2 separate regions of the Homo sapiens genome follow, and region 1 is linked to region 2. Evidence: chromatin contacts called from ENCODE Hi-C or POLR2A ChIA-PET data. All regions are on one chromosome and are shown on one strand. Each heading gives the region's core, a stretch centred on a gene start or an enhancer-like site at or near the end of the contact. The rest is flanking DNA. Distances are from core to core; before and after follow the strand shown.

Evidence for each region. A loop is a pair of places that touch in the nucleus more often than their neighbours do. ChIA-PET counts read pairs that join two places held with the same protein, here RNA polymerase II (POLR2A). Pooled maps may share reads with other maps.
Region 1: a map of gastrocnemius medialis shows a loop between it and region 2 (2.9-fold over the local background). The contact joins the enhancer-like site here to the promoter of MSANTD3 in region 2. A Hi-C loop is called at or near these places in 1 of 168 maps with a recorded cell type or tissue (gastrocnemius medialis) and 2 of 50 pooled maps. POLR2A ChIA-PET finds 5 or more read pairs at or near these places in 1 of 52 experiments (IMR-90).

Annotation. Positions count from the first base shown.
Region 1 is chr9:99,366,429-99,372,729 of GRCh38, reverse strand. It overlaps NAMA (non-protein coding RNA, associated with MAP kinase pathway and growth arrest), which reads left to right. Exons shown (of 6, transcript NR_102271.1): 3 at 1,274-1,876; 4 at 4,922-5,069; 5 at 6,187-6,301. LOC124902232 (a long non-coding RNA gene) reads right to left here. Exons shown (of 3, transcript XR_007061692.1): 3 at 850-1,677. Among named protein-coding and RNA genes, the nearest start is that of NAMA, 5.7 kb to the left of the region's middle. RefSeq lists enhancers at 3,060-3,641, 4,128-4,177. Within about 2 kb of position 4,174, at least 15 of the 41 ENCODE cell types and tissues checked have a DNase peak (open chromatin) inside an H3K27ac peak, as active enhancers do; they include gastrocnemius medialis, where a contact is called at or near this core.
Region 2 is chr9:100,423,495-100,429,002 of GRCh38, reverse strand. MSANTD3 (Myb/SANT DNA binding domain containing 3) reads right to left here and starts at 1,860. Exons shown (of 3, transcript NM_080655.3): 1 at 1,610-1,860. RefSeq lists silencers at 1,364-1,483, 1,524-1,753, 1,794-2,023.

The DNA of each region.
Region 1 (6,301 bases), core at 2,925-5,424, 1.1 Mb after region 2:
TTGAATGTGCGTGTATGTAGGAATGCATGCTTCTTTGTCAGTGTGCACGCATATGAACAGTATATTTGTATATATAGATGAGCATTTATATCTACGTGTATGCATGTTGTGAATTTATGCAACAATACCATTAGCCCATTAGCACTACATAAGCATTTTGCACACAGTATCTTTGATCTTTACAACCATCTTTGAGGTAGATAAGCAGGTAGTTTTGTAGGCACAATCCTTGTTTCAGCTTAAATGTTTTCCCCAACATGCCACTCAGATAACACAAGGTAGAGCCATGGTTTGAACAGAAATGTCTTCCTTCAAAGTTTCAGCTCTTGTCCTTTCTTCCACCCACCCCCATCCCACCTACTCATATGACTATGTGTTGCATGAAAGCACATACGTGTGCATATAGAAAAAAGATTCAGATGGGGAGGGGAATATAGCTGGAGAAGTATAGATTGATTATGGATTGGTGACTGGTGAAAAGTATTTCTGCCAGAAGCCCCCACACTACAAAATGTAATCCTATTAATGTGTGTCATCTAAAAACATATATTGTATCCTAGCTGTAAGAATTTCTATTTAATGGGCTACAAAGACAAATTTTGGAGATCCTAAGCAATTTGAGTCTCTTATTCTTCTAGTATAATCAAACAGTGATCCACTTTCTTGGCCTTCCCCCAGAATCCTTGCTCCCATGGCAAGTTTTTCAGCCCAACTGGTGGAAATTGTTTTGTCCTGATTGAGAGGTATTAAAGAAAAAATATCTACCCCAGCACCTTAGTTTTCTAAATCACTTGTCTTTGCTTGTTTCCTAGCAGCATGAAATACTAGTCTGGAGAAATAGATTTAGAATTAGTTTCAATTGCCATTTATTGATCACAGGTACTATGCATACAATTTTCATAAATGGTCACATTTGATTTTGATTCTCATCAAAATGATTTCTATTTAGCAATGAAGAACTGAGGGTCTAATGGATTAGGAGACTTGCTCAATGTACCCTGTTAGTAAGGGGACAGAATAGGAACTGGAGCTGGGCTCTGCAGAATTCATGGCCTGGCTCTTTCCACAGTATTCACATTCTCTCCAGGCAGAAGATACGATCTGCCTAAATACTTGCTTTCCAGGCCATCCACTAGTTCTGCTGTATCCTGGGAACCTGCAGGACCAGCCAAGCCCAGGACAGGGCCGCCTGGGGCCAGGGCAGGTAGACTTACCTGGAAGAGCACCAGCCTGGCTATCAGCATATCCACTTTCTTCCCATTTCCTTTTGCAGCCTCCTTCCTTGGTTCACAATGACAGTCCAACTTCTGCCAGTCCTGACTGTCATTCAAGCCTTTTTGCTATTTAAGAATTTTGAGGAAGAAAACCGTCATGTACTCAAAATCCTGGTAATCAGAAGTGTCTGGAGATTTCGAGCTGTTAACATAGAGAGGTGGCAAAATTATTTTCTGGGATATCCTTATGGGCCTGAATGGCAGCGGGAGTCGACATAGCTGGTGCCTGGGCAGGTTTCCAAAGCACAGCCGAGGTGGAGAGTAGGTGAGGGCTGCAACAAAGGTCCCGACATCTGAAGAGCACTGCACAGTTTGTCAGAGGATTTCAGCTCCACACTCTCACTTAGTCCTCACAGCAACCCCATGCAGTGACTGCTGTCACTTCTTTTCATGGCTGAGAAGACTGTTGGGAGAGGAAAAATGAATTGCCCACTGGCAGGCAGGTAAGAGGCACAGCTGAAACTCTCACCTAGTTCTTCTGACTCCAAGCCCATCATCTCAGGATTGTACCCAAGTGGCTCTTGCACCAGTATCAGCGCCAATGGCAGGGTCAGCAGAAAATAGCAGAGGGGCCTGAAAACAGATGGGAACATCTGGAAAAGGTAAGGAAGTTGTCTTTGTCAGCTCCAGCCGCTATAACAAATACTCTAGGCTGGGTAGATGAAATCACAGAAATTTAGTTCTCATGGTTCTGGAGCTGGGAAGTGCATGTTGAGTGTGCCAGCATGGTTGGATTCTGGGGAGGGCCCTGGCTTGACATCTCCTTGCTGTGTCTTTACATGGCGGAGAGCAGAGAGAGGAAGCACACTCTCTCCTGTCGCTCTTTATACAGGCACTAATCCCACCACGAGGGTCCTGTCCTCATCACCTCATTACCTCCCAAAGGCCCCATCTCCAAAAACTATTACTCTGGGGATTAGGGTTTCAACATAAATTTGGGAGGAATGCAAACATTCACTACATAGCAGAAGTATACAGCCCTGGAGGCCCAGTTCATTTAGTGTAATAAGCCTGGTGCTGTGCTAGGCACTGGGGATATGGCCTGAACAAGGTCATCCAGACCCTTCCCTAAGAAGTTAGACTCCAGTGGGGAGACCGTTGGATAAACAGGCAACTCCAACACAGAGTAACAAGCATTCTGGTGGTGGAGGGACTTGCAGGCTCTGTTGGAAGGCAGGGGAGGGCACCACACCCAGATGCAGTAGTGGGCCTCTTGATTCATTTTCCAAATATACAAAAATGACTTGGGTTTGCAGAAGGAGTGAAAAAAAAAATAAAAGGTAGTTGCTGTGGGAGGGGAGATAGATCCAAGAAGGCTTCCTAGAAGAAGTGGGCAGCCTTCTGGAACTGGGGCCCTGAAGGATGGGTAGGATCCTGATGTGCAGAGACTTGGAGGAGAAGTATTGTAGCCTAAGGAAACAGCATGGTCCCTGCAAAGGCATGAAGGGGGAGATTCCCGAGTGTAATCACCCACCTTCAGACCCTGTGTAGGCACCGTATAGGATAGGGTAGGGTAGCAGGTGACACAGCTGGAAAAGCAGATGGGGGTCAAGTCGGGCCTTCCAAGGTTTGGACTTTATCTTACAGGCAGTGGGGAGCTGTTGAGAGCATTTTGAGTGGGGCAGTGACACTGCTGGCTCTGCATTTTGGAAAGGTGGTTTTCAGAGCAGTTTGGATGATGCTGGGGAGTAGCTGACAGGTTGAAGATCAGTCCTGAGGAGCAGGTCAGTGAAACATGATAAGGGCATTGGCATTCAGTCTGGGGCGTGAGCAGTGAGGCGGTCACCCAGGCTGGCTTGAGGGGCAGCACAAGCACACAAGCCCAAATCATATCCGAGGAGAAGTGCAGATCCACTTGGAGGAGCCAGGTTTGCCTTACATCCAAGAGGCAAGCTCAAGGCTAGTGATGAGCCAGAGGGCAGGGGCAGAGCAGATGAAGGGACTCCATGAGAGCGCAGGGCCAGGGTGGGACGCCAGGGCCGCTAGTGTGAGGGCTACTGCTGGAAAGGGCCGCAGGGCCCGAATTGAATGTGGGTGTGCATGAGTGCATGTATGTGTGTTGGGCGTATGTGTGGATAGTGATGCATGCATGCACATGTCCTGGGCTGGGAGGAGAGGGCACTGGGTTAAAGGGTGACAGACTAGGGGATAATGAGGGCCCCCAAAGGCTTGGAGGGGAGACACACAGGCAGGAGTAGGTCTTAACACCCACATGGGCACTCAACCCTTGGCCATCTCTGTAGCTGCAGAAAGCAGAGCAGTGAGCTTCCCAAAACAGTTTTGTTGCCTTGGTCATGCATCATACTGGAAGGCAGCGCCTGCAGCAACTCCCAGCTGTCCAGCTCAGGAGTCCCGCCACTGTGCCCCAGGCACCTACTTAGCACGTGATACCAGAGACACAGACATGAAAACCCGGTCTTAAAAACAAAAACAAAAACAAAAAACTTGAATCAAACTCCTTTCCGGCACTTTCCACTGATTTTCTAGACGTTTGTCCTCTGTGCTCAGGGCTGAGGAAACCGGCTTGCCTGCAGGCTGGTCGTTCCAGGGGGTTCCTTTGAAAACTTCCTGCGGTGTCCAGGAGCGAGCAGCCTGCTGCACACAGGACGCAATGCCTGCTGAAATCCCAGATGAAAGTGAGCGGCATCGCCGAGACAAGGCTAGATCCTTTTCAGCACAGCGATCCCTTCCTTCCTCCTTTCCTCCCACAGCTCGGCTAGAGTTTTCTGCCCAGAGGAACTCTGTGAGAGCGTTTCAGAGCCATCCGGGCCGCTTGCCCCCAATAGGGCTACGCTGGCTGGCTGACCCCCCTCCTGCTGGGGGGTACTGTACCCACGGCCCGGGGCTTCTCTATCCCTCTCCTCCCCTCCCGCTGCTGACGCACGCTTCCTATAATAAGCCTCTGTTACTTGGAGCAGGGGCGGCTCCGTAGTAAGCCGAAACCGCTACTATATTTACACCCTTTCCACATTTAGACAAAGGCTATTTTTAACAGAAGGTCTATTTGTGGGGGTTGCCCACGTCACACTGTTCACATGCATCTCACCATCCTCAGTCTGTTCTTCTGATTTCACACTTGTACCGGGCCTCTCTCCTTCTCTCTCTCCCCTTCTCTCCATCATTTTTCTTTCGTTTATTTCTTCCTTTCTCCAATGTCCTTCCTTTCTTTAATCAGATTGAGGTCTTTGGCAGGCTATTTTGCCAGAGTCCTTCAGGGGACAGCGAGGCCCTGTCCTCACGGAGCAGAGTGGGCAGTGCGGCCACGTGCTGGGCTGTGAACTGTTCTTGGCACCTACTGTGGGGACCAGCAGAGACCCCAGTCCCCAGAGGCTCCATATGGGCCTGTTCTGCCTCCAAGTTTATGTGGGCAGGATGCTGGGATCATGACAGCCTGGCCTTTTCTCCTCATGCCAGTCTAGTTTTATTGGTGGGAGAGGAGAGTGTGTGTGTGTGTGTGTGTGTGTGTGTGTGTGTGTGTGTGTGTGTGTGTGTGTTGGGGAAGGGGTGGTGAGCAAGGTCAGAGGAAAATAAGTCAATGGGGTCATCATTCATGCAGAACACTTTTTCAACTTAAATATTAATTTTATCAGATTTGTCTAAGATGACAGAGTTTTTGTTTGGGTGAAAGGAGGTTTCATATTTCCTAGATTCATAATCCACTTAGGAAAAAGGAGGGGGGATGCACGGAGTTAGCACATATTAAGTGCCTGCTGTAGTCAAGCCCTGTTGGACACCAGGGACATCTGGACCTTGACAACGGAGCGAAGGGGTGGTCCTGCCTGCACCAGGTTTCAGGTGAGGAGATTGAGGCCCACAGAGATCCGGGACTGGCCTCACTTAGCTGGTAAGTGGCTGTGCTGGGACTTAAATCTATGTGTCTGGCTACCAACTGCATGCTGGCCCCAAATCTCAGACCTCCCCCATTGTTACTTTTTCGGCTCTCTAAAAAATCAGCAATCTTCATTAACACTGTTTCTGTTATTTTCTTTCCCTCGTTCTGCTCCTCTCCTCACCCTCCCACCCCAATGAGAAGAGACCTTTCCCACCTCAGAACCCCATCTGCACTTCCTTGGTCTACTTCTTCAGTTGATGAGTCATCTGAAATACAGACATGTCAGAATCTAAAAAGGACACCAGAAAAGGCCTTGTGGGCACTAAAGGGTCCCAGAGAAACCCCATGTTGTCAAATCCCATGTTTTTCCTCCCAACAGTCAATTTGGATTATAGCTTACTGCATTTTTGAGAGAGGAGAGCTGAGATTTGAATCCACATCAGACTGTGCTGGAAACAGAATACAGAGCCCATCGTAGGATGTACTTCCCTCTGTAGCCTAGTTTCTGAAAGTGTCATTAAACATGTGGGAACCAAATGCCCCCTGAGTCCCCATATTCAAGCCTTTAAAATTGCAGATTCTGGTTCAGACATTTCCTGGAGACTCTGATAAGAGATTATTGTCTTCTTCGTGTCCTAGTGTCAGGGGTCCTGAGCCCAGGAGTCTAGCAGCTGTAACATGAGGCCAAGTCACATTCATCCCTAAAATAGAGATAATAATGTCCCTTGCCCACTCACCCACTTCACAATTTGCAGAGATGTTGCAATTAGAGAATGCATGTGAGTGTGCTGCTTTGAAAGCTGGCAAACGCGACAAGACTGCTAGTCACTAGTGCTGATGTTTTCATCCTTAGTGAGGATGTGAGAGAGGGCTCAGGAAGGCCAGGTGACATGTACAAGGTCACACAGCAAGTAAGTGGTTGAAATAAAGTCACAATAGCCCTGTGTCCCTCAGCAAGGGGCTGAAAAGAAATTACAGAGCCAGTGGGAAGGCTCGGGTGCTGAGCTTTAGCAGTGCTAGGCTGAGCTCAGCCCAGAAATGGGGACACTGATTTGGGACGAATCCCATCGCTCTCCCCAGCTGACCCTCCCTGCATCTTGGTCCCAGTGGCTTCTCAGGCTTCTCTGCAGCATGGGTGTTCCTGCCTTGGCCAGAGCCGAAATCCCAGAGCAGTGAAAGAGGAGCCAGTGTCATG
Region 2 (5,508 bases), core at 611-3,110:
AGATGGTGGGGTGAAGTCCTCAGCTCCTTCTTCTCCTGCCTTTCCCCACAGGTGCAGTGCCTGGGCCCTTCCTGCCTCTCTTCCTTCTTCAGGATCCAAAGCCTTTTTAGTTCTCCCCATTCTAAACCCAAAATAATCTCCTCAGGCCCATTACTTCTCTAACCCAGTGAATGGTGTTGAAAATGCACTCTTCCATTATATCAGTGAGACCTTTGTATTTTAAGCATCTCATCAACCATTAGGGCTGGCAAGCATCCCCATGCCCTGAAACACAAGAATTTTGTGAGAAGGGATAATGGCATTTTAGGAGGCCCAATCACCTGACCCTCCATCAATCTGAATATTTTTGGCGGCCTGGGAGTAAAAAGAGACAACCTATAACATCCCTCCCCACCCCCTGCCCCAGCAGCCTTTGTCCCCTAGCCCGGGTCTCTACGGGAGGGATGAAATCTGGCCCAGCAATGCTGCAGGGGAGGGATGGTGAACCCTGGTGCCTTCCTCTACATCTTCCTCCAGGACTTCAGAATCCTTCTTCTCCCCCTTGTCCATCCCATGTCTCTCTCTGGCCCTGGACTCCCACAGCCATCCTCAATCCTAACTCAGAAACTATGTTTTTTAATTAATATTCAGCAATTTCCTTGGAATACAATCATCTGCTCTGACATGCTGAAAGGCACACTCTCTGGCCCTGATATTATCCTACCTCCAGTTTTAAATGTATGACAAATATATCCCTGCATCCTATAACTACTCTCCTCGATACTGCAGGAACGTCTGTAATGTTAAATGTTATCACGCCTAAGAAATACCCAACCTCCTGAATCGGAATAGGGAGACTAAATTCTTCACTGTTTCGTACTCCTAAATAAAGATTATTCATGCAATTTACAGTAACTACCTCACAGCGCCAGGGTGATGATTCAATGATAATTCATGCCAACTGTTTAGTACCTAGGGCCTGGTACATACAGAGTGCTCAAAATTTAGCTGTTATCATTTACATACATTATCTTTCACAATAGTACCTGAGGGTAGATATTATACCACGCCCCCCCGACCCCCGCCTCTAATTTACAGAAACAGTAGCCCCGGCTCGGAGTAAAGGAGCTTTCCCAAGGTCAGTCAAGCAAGGATGTGATGCTCGGCCTTCATCCTGCAAGTGAGGGATCCCTCCCGTTACACTCTGGACGGGCGGGGCACTGGAGGTCTTAAAGGAGACAAGTATGGAAAAGCGCCGAGCACAGTGATCAGCACACAGTGGGGACGCCGGGATGGGAAGACCGCGGTACTGCAGGTCACCTGGATTCCCCCCGAGCAGCTCCCCGAGCCCGGGAGTCCAAAGCCCACCCCGCTCCCAGCCGTGGGCGCGCCACTGAGTACCCCAGAGGCCCGCGCCCCGGGGCTTTGTAGGCAGCAGGCCGGCCCTACTCACCGAGTCCCATCGCGGCGCGCAGAGGCGGCCGCCCGGCGCCCAGCCTGCAAGGCCGGGGTCGCAGCGGCTCGGCCCGAAAACCCTCCATGCCGGCCCCCGGCCCCCTCTACGCCCGGCCCGCGCCCCCCACCCCCGCCCCCGCCCGGCTGCGGCCCGCCCGGAAGGGGAGCCTCCTACCTGCAGCGGCGGCGCGGCAGCCGCGGCGACCGGGGGAGGGGCCGGCGAGGCGCGAGGGCGGGCGGCCTGGGCTCCTCTCGCAAGCAGGGCGGCCGGGAGGGCCGCGGGCTCCCGAACGCCGGGCGGCGGCGGCGGCGGCGGCGCGCCCCCGGCCGGCCAGGCCCCGCCGCGCGCGCCGCGGCCACAAAGCCCGGACGCCGCCGCCCCCTCGCGGACCGCCCGCCGCCTGCCGGTCCGTCGGCGCCGCCGAGGAGGGCGGGAGCGCGGCCCCGCGCCAGTCCCCACTTCCCCGAGCTGCGGCCGCCGGCCTCCAGGGGACTGGGGCGGGGCGCGGGGTGCCCCCCCGCCCACCTGCCCGTCCGCACCGACCCCGCTCCTGACATCCTCGGGCTGACGTCCTCGTGCTGATTTAGTTGCCTTTTTTCCCCACCTTTGCAGAGGAGCTCCTGAAGCGGCCCGAAAAACTGTTTTATTTCTATGAACAACAAAAGAATACATTTGTCACACGGGATTTGGCGGCCATGAACACGAGTTAGTTCAGTCCAGGTCCCCCGACTGAAATAGGCCCTTTTCTTTTAGGACTCCTTGATACTTGGGACAGCGAATCCCCCTATGCTGAGTTTATCAGAACTTCTGTTAATTTGTGGAACGTGCCTCCCCCAGGAGAGCGACTGTGCTCACTGGAGCCCAGGACCTGTCTCGGACACTGTGCTGACTCATTTGGAATTAATGCGTGTGTAAATGCATGCACAACAGCTCAAACTGTCGGGACAAGCCACCCTTTGCTCCTCCCGCAAACAGAGTGGCTGGATGTTTCTTTTGCCCTGGATCCATTGGGAAGACTCCAACCCCAGAGAAAGGCAGAGAAGGCTTTTTAACTTTTTTTTTTTTTGAGGTGAAATTCGCATAACATAAACCACTTAAAAGCGAACGATTTGGTGGCATTTATTACATTCATAATGTTGAGCAACCACTTCTATCTAGTTCTGAAACATCCATACTCCATTAAGCAGTAATTCCCCAGTCCCTCCTTCCTCCAGACCCTGGCAACGACTCAGCTATTTTCTATCTCTGTGAGTTTACTTTTTTCTGGGTATTTCATATAAATGCAACCATACAATATGCGGCCTTTTGTGTCGTTTCTTTGACTTAGCCTGTATTTAAGATTCATCCATGTTGAGGCGTGGATCAGTACTTCATTCCTTTTTATGGCTGATTAATATCCCATTGTATGTGTATATTATAATTTGTTTATTCATTCATCCCTTGATAGATATTTGGGTTACTTCCACCTTTTGGCTATTGTGAATAGTGCTGCTCTGAACATGCCTGTACACATATTTGAGTACCTGTTCCCAGTTCTTTTGGATACATACCTAGGAGTGGACTTTCTGGGTCATAGGGTAATTCTATGTTTAACTTTTCCAGGAACTGCCAAAAAGTTTTCCACAGCAGCTGAATGAATCATTTTACATTCCCATCACCAATGTTTGAGGGTTCCAAGTTTCCACAACCTTGTCAACACTTGCAATTTTCCGTTTTTGTGTTTTAATTCCTTGAACATTTTTGAGACTATTGCTTGCCCTCCCAACTCCCACTATCCATAGCCCTAAAGTAAAAACTGATCTAGGTTTTCACTATGTACAAAGAATCACGCAACCCTTTCTTTCTTCCCTCAAAAAACAATCCAGGGCAGAAGCACCAATAAAAATAAAGACCCTAAACTAAGAGCTATACTGGTCCTCATTCTTTTTCTTTTCTTTTTTTTTTTTTTTTTTTGAGACAGAGTCTGCTGGAGTGCAATGGTGCAATCTTGGCTCACTGCAACCTCCGCTTCCCGGGTTCAAGCAATTCTCCTGCCTCAGCCTCCCAAGTAGCTGGGACTATAGGCATGTGCCACCACTCCTGGATAATTTTTGTAATTTTAGTAGAGACAGGATTTCGCCATGTTGGCCAGGCTGGTCTCGAACTCCTGACCTCAAGTGATCTGCCCACCTCAGTCTCCCAAAGTGCTGGGATTACAGGCATCTCATTCATTATTTTAACAATAATTTGTCTGATGTCCAGGAGGCCTTGAAATTGTCCAGAGAGCCTGGAAACTAAAATTATACCAGGGGAGTTGCTACAATGTGCTAGCAAACAAGCTATGATACCACACCGAAAGCCAAGGCTGTACATCATTTACACTTGTTTTCCACTTAGTGCCATATTATAAGTCCATGAAGATTCCCTTCTTACATGCAGATACGGTCAAGGGAAAACTATTGGGGTGTGACATTGGAAGGTCAATTCAGATTGGAAATTTGATTGATAAAGTGATACAGTGTGGAAAAAGCACTAGATAAACGTGAACTAAGTTAAGCTCCTGAATCTCAGTTTTCTCATTTCATTTTTTTTTTTTTTTTTGAGACGGAGTCTCGCTTTGTCACCCAGGCTGGAGTGCAGTGGTGGCGCAATCTCGGCTCACTGCAAGCTCCACCTCCCGGGTTCACGCCATTCTCCTGCCTCAGCCTCCCGAGTAGCTGGGACTACAGGCGCCTGCCACCACGCCTGGCTAATTTTTTTTGTATTTTTAGTAGAGACGGGGTTTCACCATGTTAGCCAGTATGGTCTCGATCTCCTGACCTCGTGATCCGCCCGCCTCTGCCTCCCAAAGTGCTGGGATTACAGGCATGAGCCACCATGCCCGGCCAGTTTTCTCATTTCTAAGATGGGAATATGATGCCTACCTGGCTGGGTAGATAAAAGCTTCTAGTCTTAACTTCAGCAAATGATCAGTGTTATTTTATTGATTTAAATAATGAAGATTGTGGCTCATGCCTGTAATCCCAGCACTTTGGGAGGCTGGAGCATGTGGATCGCTTGAGCCCAGGAGTTCAAGACCAGCCTGGGCAACGTGGCAAAACCCCATCTCTACCAAAAATACAAAAATTAGCCAGTCTCATAACCTGGTCTCAAAATAAATAAACAGATAAAATTTTAAAAATAAAAAAATTAATGCTGTAATAAATAAATAAATAATGGTGATTGACATGAGCCACATGTAGGTGTACTGCTAAGGAGACATGGGAAACTCAAATTTAGTCATGTGTCTCTCCTCAAACAAAGAGAGCAGACTATCTTAAAAACTAATGGGGCAGGGTAACTACTCAGGCCTGCAATATGGTGGCTGCCTTCCCAGCTCTCTCCTTGATCCCTGACTTAGTTCTGCATGCTACCTTGGACAACTGACTTCTTTTTCTTTTTTTTTTTTTTTTTTTTACTTTGGATCACTTACATCAAATTAAATAGGTTTCTTGAAAACACAGAGAAAACACTCAATAAATGTGAGCTATTTTATCAATAATAAAGCTATTACAGTTTCTTTGTAGAAAGTGTTAACAGAAGGGCAGCGTCTACACAGAGTCTAGGAAAAGAAAACCATAAAGAACTCATCCATGTGACTTGTCCCTTTTTCAAATGCTGGAGGGTCCCTTCAGGAGATCCATTCCTGTGATGGAGATGAGTGATGCATTGCGCTCCACAGGTTGCTGAGAATAGCTATACATATTGTATCTTTTTTGCTAGGATCCAGGCTCACCAAGCAGTCTTGATATAGTAGTTGATTTCAACGACATCTTTTTTTTTTTTCCTTTTTTATTCCTTTTAGAGACAGGGTCTTGCTCTGTCACCCAGGCCAGAGTGCAGGTTATGATCATAGCTCACTGCAGCCTCAAATTCCTGGGCTCAAGCGATCCTCCCACCTCAGCCTCCCTAGTAGCTGACACTACAGGAGCATACCACCATGCCCAACTCATTTTTTAAATTTTTATTTTTGTAGAAAGGGGGTTTTTCTTTGTTGTCCAGGCTGGTCTTGAACTTCTAAGCTTCAAGCAATCCTCCTACCTCAGGCTTTCAAA